2 separate regions of the Homo sapiens genome follow, and region 2 is linked to region 1. A link is a loop called in an ENCODE intact Hi-C map of the cell type or tissue named here. Cell type or tissue: heart left ventricle. All regions are shown on one strand. Region 1 overlaps HSD17B12 (hydroxysteroid 17-beta dehydrogenase 12). Region 2 overlaps HSD17B12 (hydroxysteroid 17-beta dehydrogenase 12).

What was found. A loop is a pair of places that touch in the nucleus more often than their neighbours do. Peaks named below come from ENCODE experiments on the same cell type or tissue, not always from the same donor. Only the 100,000 strongest peaks of a DNase experiment are listed, where the experiment ranks them.
Region 2: it touches region 1 in a loop (3-fold over the local background); 3 of 110 quality-filtered maps call a loop at or near these places.

The regions. Positions count from the first base shown.
Region 1 is chr11:43,731,913-43,736,912 of GRCh38, reverse strand. The region is part of intron 1 of HSD17B12 (hydroxysteroid 17-beta dehydrogenase 12); the gene reads right to left. It also overlaps the pseudogene PHB1P2. Among named protein-coding and RNA genes, the nearest start is that of HSD17B12, 54 kb to the right of the region's middle. In heart left ventricle, no CTCF peak of the experiment used is centred here; no DNase peak of the experiment used is centred here; H3K4me3 peaks cover 322 bases; H3K27ac peaks cover 1,041 bases.
Region 2 is chr11:43,792,046-43,797,045 of GRCh38, reverse strand. The region is part of intron 3 of HSD17B12 (hydroxysteroid 17-beta dehydrogenase 12); the gene reads right to left. Among named protein-coding and RNA genes, the nearest start is that of ALKBH3, 86 kb to the left of the region's middle. In heart left ventricle, no CTCF peak of the experiment used is centred here; no DNase peak of the experiment used is centred here.

The DNA of each region.
Region 1 (5,000 bases):
GCTAAAAATAGCAGTCTCAACTGATTCAGGCAAACAGTGTAGGGGCTTAGCAGTGCTGAATTTAGAAACCACAGAAGTCCCTGAGAGCAAATGCTAACGTAGTCTTAACACACGCCAGCTCATATTTAACAAAGAACAAAGAAGAGAAGCATGCAGGGTGCAAGTTAATAAAACAGCAGCAACTTCCTCCATTTTTATTAAAGACAAACAGTGAAAGTGATGCAATATAAGACCACTCTAACTTGTTCTCCTAATCATATTATAAAAATAATTTTACAGAAAAATATTAGTTTATGCATACACCCAGATATTGTGGGCATTTTCCACAATCCCATGGTATGAGGAAGCACACATCTTTCTTCAAGAACAGTAGATTATTATAGAAAGAAAATGCCCAGTTTACAAATGTCCTGTCCCAATACAGAGTCCCCTTTTTCCCACTCAGTCCTTTCAGGTTCCCCACTGAGCAGCCCTCTCTTCGACTCTTTACTCCCCTTCTTTTGACCCAACCAGACACTGCAGACTGTTCTACTTGTCACTTAAAAAACTGGCAAACCCAAACAACAACAATAACAAAAATTCAAAGCATCTATAGGTCCAGAACAGAAAAACGAAAACAAAAAAAAAACTGTGAAAAGCAGATTTGCTTAAAGGCAGTTACTCCCCTGGGCCGACTTCCAGGCAAGGCCCTGCGATTCCTTCTGGTGGCACCATAACCCAAAAATGCCTTCTGCCTGATTTTTTCACTTTATTTGGTTAACTAAAAACCCTTCCAAATAATGATTCATTTTGGTTAATGCCACATCCTCTTTAAAAATGCAAACCCATGTATAAGAATTAAAAGGCTATCAATCTTTATGCCTCAGTGTGATCTGATTCAAACTACTTTGTGGCTTCCTTTGGGAATACCCAAAATGTGGGAGTAACACGGAAGGGGCCTCATGAAAATAGGAATTCTCATGCTGTTCTCGTGACAGTGAGTGGGTTATCAGGAGGTCTGATGGTTTAAAAGCGTGTGGCAGTTCCCCCTCGATCTCTCTCTCCTGCCACCAGGTAAGACATGCCTTGCTTCCCCTTCATCTTCCACCATGATTGTAAGTTTCCTGAGGCCTCCCCAGCCATGCAGAACTGTGAGTCAATTAAACCTCTTTTCTTTATAAATGACAGAGTCTCAGGTAGTTCTTTACAGCAGTGTGAAAACATACTAATACAACAACCCACACATAGAATGAGAGAAAACATTTGCAAATCATCTATATAATAAAGGTTTATTATCTAGAATATATAAAGAATTTGTACAACTCAGTAACAAAATGATGATCCAATTTTAAAATTGGGCAAAGGACTTGAATAGACATTTATCCAAAGAGGATATACAAATGGCCAACAGGCATAAGAAAAAAGCTCAACATTATTAGAGAAATGAAAATCAAAACTACAGTGACACACTAGGTTGACCGTAATTTTTTAAAATGTAAATTAAGTGTTGGTGAGGATGTGGGGAAATTAAAGCCCTTGTACATTGCTAGTAGAACTATAAAATGGTGCAGCCACTGAAGGAAACAGGTTGGGAGTTCCTCAAAAAGATCAACAGAAATACCATATGACCTGGCAATTCCACTCCTAGGTATATAGCCCCCAAAACTGAAAACCTGTATTCAAACAGAAACTTGTATATGAATGTTCCTAACAGCACCACTGCCAATAGCCAAAAGGTAGAAACAACTCAAATGTCCAACAAATGATGGCTGAATAAACAAAGTGTAGTATATACATACAATGGAATATTATTCAGCCACAAAAAGGGATTAAGTACTGATACATGCTACAATGTGGATGAACCTTATATATGAACATCATGCTTAATGAAAGAAGCCAGACACAAAATGTATTCTATTTACACGAAACATCCAGAATAAATAGGTAAGTCCATAGAGGAAGAAAGCAGATTAGTGGTTGCCAGGGACTGTGGATGGGAGGATAGAGAGGGACTGCTTAGTGGGTATGGTGTTTCCTTTTGGGGTGGTAGAAATACCTTGAAACTAGATAGAGGTGAAAGTTGCACAGCAGTGTGAATGTACTAAAGCCCCCTGAATCGTACACTGTGAATTCGTTAATGGTTAATTTTATGTAATGAGAATTTTACTTGAATTTCTTTTAACCCTGCCCCCCCATTTTTTGGGGGGATGGGGTTTCTGAAGTGATTTTACCTTTATTTCCTTCACTTTTTAAGCCAATCATGAAATTTCACAGTGATTTCTGGGGTGGGGGCAGAAGGAAGGCGGTGTTAAGAATCATCGGGGCTGTGGCCAGTTGGCCCGTGAAGATGCAGGCAGGGTGGGCCCTCACTGGGGCAGCTGGAGGGGCACGGACTGCCCTGCTGGCAGGTAGGTGATATTCCGAGAGCGAGAGCTGGTATGCAATGTCCTCCACGACTTCCAGCTTACACAGCTCGATCAGGCTGTCCCCTGCGGTGGCCAGTGAGTTGGTGATCAGCTCGGCTGCCTTAGAGTCACCCTCAGCAGAGATGATGGCCGCCTTTTTCCTCTGCTCAGCCTTTTCCACCACAGATCTGGCCCTCTCTGCTTCCTGCTGAGCCACCTTTTTGGCTTCCACGGCTTCTGTGAACTCCTTCCTGAAAGTCAGATGTGTCAAGGACACGTAGTCCAGGATGAACCCAAAGGTGGCTGCTCGCTCCGTAAGGTCGTCGCTCACCTGCCTGGAGACCAGCTCTCTCTGGGTGATTAGTTCTCCAGCATCAAAGCGTGCCACCACTGACTTGATTTGGTAGTGATGGACGGCAGCACACGCTCATCATAGTCCTCTCCGATGCTGGTGAAGATATGAGGAAGTTGGCTAGCGATAGGCCGGAAGAGGATCCGCCGTGTGATATTGACAATCTATAAATCTTTGCTACCAGTGATGACTGGAGCATTACGTGGTCGAGAACAGCAAAGATAATTGGTTTCTGTACCCATGGGATGAGAAAGTGAGTCCCTTCCCCTACTACAATGTCCTGTACTCCATGGAATTGGTCAAAGATCGCAGCTCTGTGCCCAGCATCCACATTATATAAGGCAGAGTTTACCACACCTCCTGCAACGGCTAAGACCAGGCCAAACTTGCCAATGGACTCAAACACTTTGGCAGCCAAGTTTTCTTCTGCTGGGCCCTCTCACACCTTCTTCCACTCTGACCTCCACATGAATTCCCCCTAAACCCCTTTTTTTAAAAGTTACTAAAGATTAGCTTTTTACCAAGGGCTAGATCAGGAAAGGGACAGAAATTGCTATTTTTCTTGGTGTATCATTCCTTGAATTTGGGAAGTAAAACTATTCAATGTATCACTCAATTTACACTACAGAATACAGAGAATCCTAAGTTCGGACTGCTCCTATGGGTGGAACAGCCTTTTAAAATTTAAATCTAAATGTATCAAGTGCCTAACATGTGCCAAACACAGTAGCAGATACTTTACAGACAATGTCTGTTTTAACAGATCCCAACACTCTATAAGGTACAATCAGTAGTTCCCCAAACAACCCTAGGAGGGTGGTAGATAATAAGACCTGATTAAAGCATCTAATTTAACAGAAGAAGTGACAATCTCAGAGAGGTTAAATGACTTGTCACTCATCACATCATAATCTGATCGCCACAACATAAACCCAACGATACAATACAATATTGCTTTATAAACTAGGAACTACCTATAACAGACGCATTCAGCAATAATGCACTGTGCACACACAAATACTCCAAAGAGTGGATTCCTCATTAATCTGATAATGCTGAATCCAACTTTATTTTTCATTACCTTTAACCAACGTTTTAACTTCAAACAGTCCACCTGGTATTTCCCAAATACAACATGCCAGGGAATCAGTTTCATATTGTGCCCAAGTCACTCTTCACCACTGAGAATGACATTTTTCTTTATTCCTCATTCCCATCAGCCACTTTTTAAACAACCTGAGGCTAGGCATTGTGGCTCACATCTGTAATTCCAGCACTTTGAGAAGCCAAGGCAAGACGATTGCCTGAGCCAGGAGGCTGAGGTTGCAGTGAACCATGATCATGTCATTGCACTTCAGCCTGGGCAACAGAGACTGTCAATTAATTAATTAGTTAATTAATAACGTGAACTTCAACTGGGCACAGTGGCTCACATCTATAATTCCAAGCACTTTGAGAAGCCAACGCAGAAGGATCACTTGAGACCAGGAGTTCGAGACCAGCCTGGGCAACAGCAAGACCCTGTCTCTACAAAAAATAAAAAAGGTTAGCCAAGCATGCTGGCACCTGCCTGTAGTCCCAGCTACTCGAGAGGCTGAGGAAGGAGGATTCCTTGGGCCTAAGAGTTAAGAGGCAGCAGTGAGTTATGACTGGGCCACAACACTTCATCCTGGATGACAGAGGCCCTGTCTCTAAAAAAAAAAAAAGATCCACCGCTGACTGCAACCAATAGCCTAACTGCTGCCCCTTCCTTTTGCAGTTTCAACAAAACAACTAACCAGCAGCATTTCTTCCTGATAAGAGACCAACCATGGAGTGTGTATAGTCCACTCTCACGCTGCTGATAAAGACATACCCAAGACTGGGTAATTTATAAAGGAAAGAGATTTCATTGACTCATAGTTCAGCATGGCTGGGGAGGCCTCAGGAAATTTACAATCATGGCAGAAAGGGACGCAAACACATCCTTCTTCACATGGTGGCAGCAAGGAGAAGTACAGACTAAGGGCAGAGGAGAGCCCCTTATAAAACCATCAGATCTCATGAGAACTCACTATCAGGAGAACAGCATGGAGGTAACCACCCCAAGATTCAATTACCTCCCACCAGGTCCCTCCTACCACATTAAGGAGATTATGGGAACTACAATTCAAGATGAGACTTAGGTCAGGGGGGACACAGCCAAACCATATAGAGTGGTTCTGGCCAGTCTACAGAGGAAGCACAGTAAAGGTTTTTGTGTGCTCTGCTTCATCTTTTGATGT
Region 2 (5,000 bases), 60 kb before region 1:
CTTATTTGGTGTTAAAGGTATACTTACTGTGCTAATATAAATGAGTTATAGGTGTGCTCATGTAATGGGAAGTTAGAGACAGAGCTGTAATTTCACAATAGCTGGTCCAACATGTCTACTTTAACATTTCACAGAATTTATCACCAGTAAATAAAGAATGCTGACTTTATTATAGCCACAGATCCACAAGGGAAAAAAAAAGCCCCAAAACAAAAGCTTAAAAATACCTTTGATTAAATGAAAAACTTCATTCAAGAATAACATAAGGTAAATTTATCTATTTATTTTGAAAAGCAAATTATTTTTCCATACTAGTATTAGGTATTGACATTCAGGAAATTTTCTACCAATAAAAGCCAACTCACAACTCCTGAACCAAATTCACTCTTCTGCATCTCACAGGATTTGCTGAATGTACATACTTACATTGTAGAGTTTTGTATAGATATGTTGCTAAAAAGATTCAATGACACTTTCACGAAGAATGTTATTTAGTAATGAACCAAAGCAAGCTCTTTGTATTCACATTAGCATAAGCAAATGGCTTCTGGTACAAGTTTTTCAGGTTAATTAAAATTTCTGAACTCATACCTAGATTTCCCAGAATCATGTACTAATACAGTGACCACTGCCTTTTTTAAAAAACAACTTTTCTTCACTGCCTCTATTGTGAGCCTTTCCATTTTTTTTTTTCTTTTAAGAGATGGGGTCTCAAGCCTGGGCTTAAGCCTCCTTAGTAGCTGGGACTATAGGCACACACCATCGTTCCCGGCTTTTCCTATTTAACGTAGGTCAGACCATGATACCCACCTCTTCACAAACCTCCAGAGATTTCCCTCTCACTCAGAGTAAGAGCCAAAAGGCTGTGGCAACAGCCTAATAAACGGTGTGAGTTTATTGGCTGAACTCACCTCCAACTACTCTCCCCGTTGCTCCTCAGTTCTAGCCATAGGGGATCCTAGCAGTTGTTTAGATACAGAATGTTGTCCACGTACACTCGGGACTTAAACTTACCATTCCCTATGTTTGGAATGCTCTTCCACATCCCTTGTCTCTGGTGGGTCCTTGAGCAAATGTTACCTTCTCAGAGAAGCCTGCCTTGCCCACCCTTTAATAAATGCAACCATCCCCCCCAGCACTCCTCATGCCCTTCCCTGCTTTATTTTATCCCATTGTACTTACCACCTTCTAATACACTAGGTAGTGTATTTTAATAATGTACATGCTTGTCTATATGTCTTGACTCAAATTAAGCTTCAAGAAGACAAGGACTTGGTTCTGTTTTGTTCAGTTGCTCAACAATGGCACAAATGATCTGGGATTTTCCCACCCTCCTCTCTTTTCCCTTAGGCTGGCTCCTTTCCTGGAGGGCCATTGCCATTCCATGCATCGCATGCAGACAACAATGTTCGGAGGCAGAGATTGTATGTCTCTGTGATATGTCCCTTTTATAGAGAGAAAATTTCCCCAGAAGAATCCAGCAGACTCCCACCACGTTTCCTTTCCAAGGAATATGGTACATGCATGCTATTGACCAGGGACATGGTTGGGTGGACTTTCAGAATTCCATCAACTGCCTCCACCTCCACCATCGAGTTCTGTGAATCAAAAATAGATGTGCATATATAAGAATAGGACAGGAACTGTCTCTTTCTGGGCCAAGGCAATTGAATAAGAATTATAATGGAGGGGTCTAGAAGGCTAAGGTGGGAGCTAGCTAGCCTATGTTAAAAAAGAAAAGTTGAGAACGATGGTGTGTGCCTGTAGTCTCAGCTACTCAGGAGGCTTGAACTTGGGGCTTGGAGACCAGCCTAGAAGTAAATCTAGGCATCTTCCCCCTTCCCATAGCCTATTACCCTGCATGTGACCCTGCCAACAGAAGACAAGACAAATGGACAAGAATCCTCTAACTTTAAACATCAGTATGAGGGTGAATTAAGCACCTGGAACAGAAGTAGATACCAGATATACATAACACAGCCCTCATTTCCATCTTCACACCTCCCCAACCTGTTTTTTTTCATAAAACCACCAGTCTACAACTCAGCAACAGCCTACTGCTAGGGAAGAATAAGCACTTTACCAAAGTTTTTGGAGTAGTACTTCTTCTGGGACTCTGATCCTTGCCTCATTACAAAGGTCTAAGAAATGACACAGCCTCTCTCTTTTTTCCAGAGTAGGAGTTGAAATAAGTTAAAATCAATATCCCACAAGTGTGTAGGATAAAGATGCACAAACAATTGGATTTGGAGGTTGCAATGAATATGATATGAGCCACACAATTACCCCTTCAGTGAAACTCATGTTGCCCTAATTGTGGGAGTATCACCAGCAGACAGCTTTTGGGTGTCAGCCTCAGCTGCAGAGTTGCCTTGTCCAAGATCACGCTCTTTCCGTAGCATCCTCATCCAATGGCTGATCCCGGTGAATGTTTAAAGTGATTGGACAGCTTGTACCTACAAGATTCTGATTCCAGAAGTATAGTCTGTTTATTATCTTATTTTTCTGTTCTTTCACAATGCCCTAGTTTTAGTTATGCTACATCTAAAATGGGTTTCAACATTTCTAGTAGTGCAAGTCTACTTTGTTCTTCTTTTTTAAAAACTTATTGCTTATCCTCACCTGTTTAGTCTCAGTTTTGATTGGGATTACATTAAACATTTCAATTAAAGAATGACAATGTGGCATTCCCTCCGGGCTCTCCATTTATTCAAATGTTTTGTTTAAATATCTCACAGTAAAATCTTGTGGTTGTAAATTCTTAAAGACTTAAAGAATTCCATGATATATACAGATACTCAATACTATTGATGCCTATTGACAAATCAGTCGGTATCTGAAATTGTATGAGCTAGCATCCCACTACTTACAGTTGTGGTTACATATAGTCATGACCCATCCCAACTTTATTTTCAGATGAAAATAATTATCAGATGGTCTTGGCCAACTGCCTCTCAGCCTAGTGGCTAAGACCAAACACCAAGAAGAAAAAAACTGGTATGAACTGCTCGAGGCAGTCAACTAACTAGAAATGGAGGCAGAAATGCAACTCTGGCATAAAAAGTGGAGAATGAAGCTAAGCTACACTGATACTATTCACTCCCTTTCTATCTACTGCTCCATTGAAAACCAGATAACTACAATTGTGGAAAAGCAGAAAGCAAATATTATTTATAACGATAGTGCTATAGAATAATGAATATCCTCACTGGCCTCAAGCCATTCCATCACCTGCAAGAGCACATGCACCACTCCTACAGTCACACTGCTGTTTACGACACAGAGTATTCAGAATTCATTCAAGGTCAAGTCTGGAATTGACAGAAAAGGAACTGAACCCTCAAATAGTCTCAAGATGCTGCTGAAACACCTCTCAATATTAAAACTCACACATTTTTAGGTACAAGCCAAGAAAGGTGATAAATATATTCAGAATGGCTTTATGTTTACCATACTTCCAGCTCTGGCCATCATCATTTTCATTTTGCTCAACAAATTGGCATTTCCTTTTAAATTTCTCTTTCTATAAAAATAATTTTATAGATTTTAGAAGGACTTTCCTCAAGTTTTTCCCCTAGGTGGCTGGGGATATTAAGTCTGAGAATGTTACAAAAGAAGTCTAATTTACATAAACTTGTGTGTTATTTGTGTTTTTTCTATTAATAAAACCAAAATATATATGTTGACTCTCCTTTGTCCCCACATCTGCTCCAAATAAACAGCCTGCCTTCCCCTGTAAGTTTTAGGTACTATCCATTATGAAATTTCTGTCATATCACCCTTCCTCACTTTTTCCATATTATAACATTATTATAACATTCTTTAAGATTCAAGTCATGTTACTGCATCCGTGGACATATTTTTCACTATTCCTATTTCCTCCAAGGTAAAGCTACTTCCACTCTCTGCTGTGCTCCTAGAAACCTTCTATATAACCCTACGAGGCACTTAATATATTAAGCAAAGAGTCTGTTTCTTAAACAGGGAGCATTATTTGTCATATTTGTATTCCCTGCAGCTAGCACCATGTCTGGCATAAAGCAGAGGTCATTCTGCTCAATGTTTGTTAAATGAGTAAATAAAGCTAGGCCAACACAGCTGATTTATTAAAATCATCTTCTCAATACTTCTTGAATTCCTCCCTATAGAAATTACATTTCTTACATGCTGGTAAGAAATGTATGTATAAGACAGAACATTAGGCATATTAAAATATAAGCTAGAGTGGGGTGTGGTGGTGCACGCCTGTAGTACCACCTACTCTGGAGGCTGAAGCAAGAGGATCACTTGAGCCCTGCAGTTTGAGACCAGCCAGGACAACATAGCAAGACTCCAGCTCTCAAAAAAAAAAAAAAAAAAAAAAGGTTACATTGAGAGACAATTCAGTTCCTCCATCTGTCATACACGGGTCTGGACTATCATTCTCATATAAATTCAAACATTTTAGAGTTATAAGAAACCTTAGAAACCATCCCATCTCATGAATAAAGTACTCTAAGCTTGGCTCAGGGGCACATATATGAAGGTTGAGGATATTTTAGTCATGTACCAATCTCCCTTATTCCAGTCTTGGAAAAGATAATGAGTTGGGGAGAGGAGACTCTTAGAGAAACAGCACTATATTCAATGCGTACCAATTTTAGCATCTTAAAAATAAATTCATAAAATTCAGTTTGTAACCATAAAAATGTCTCGCACGTTTTTTAAAAAACCTCTCCATTTTCACTAAAATTATGTTTTACAGTATTTAGAGATTTAAAAGATGCAAGACAAGTCTTTTGTACTTTCTCTAATTTTAAGGGGAAAAGAAAAACAAAGTACCCTAACCAATTTCTCTCCACTTCCCTTCTTTTCCTGTCTTCTTTCCCCCACAACTCCTAGGCCTTACCGTATCCTTACATCCCTACTATCCCTTGGGGTGAGACATCCCCCAACAAAGAAAGCCTGCCTTACATGACTTTGGAAAAGGTGATTGTGTACCAGAAGGGAATAATTGATCT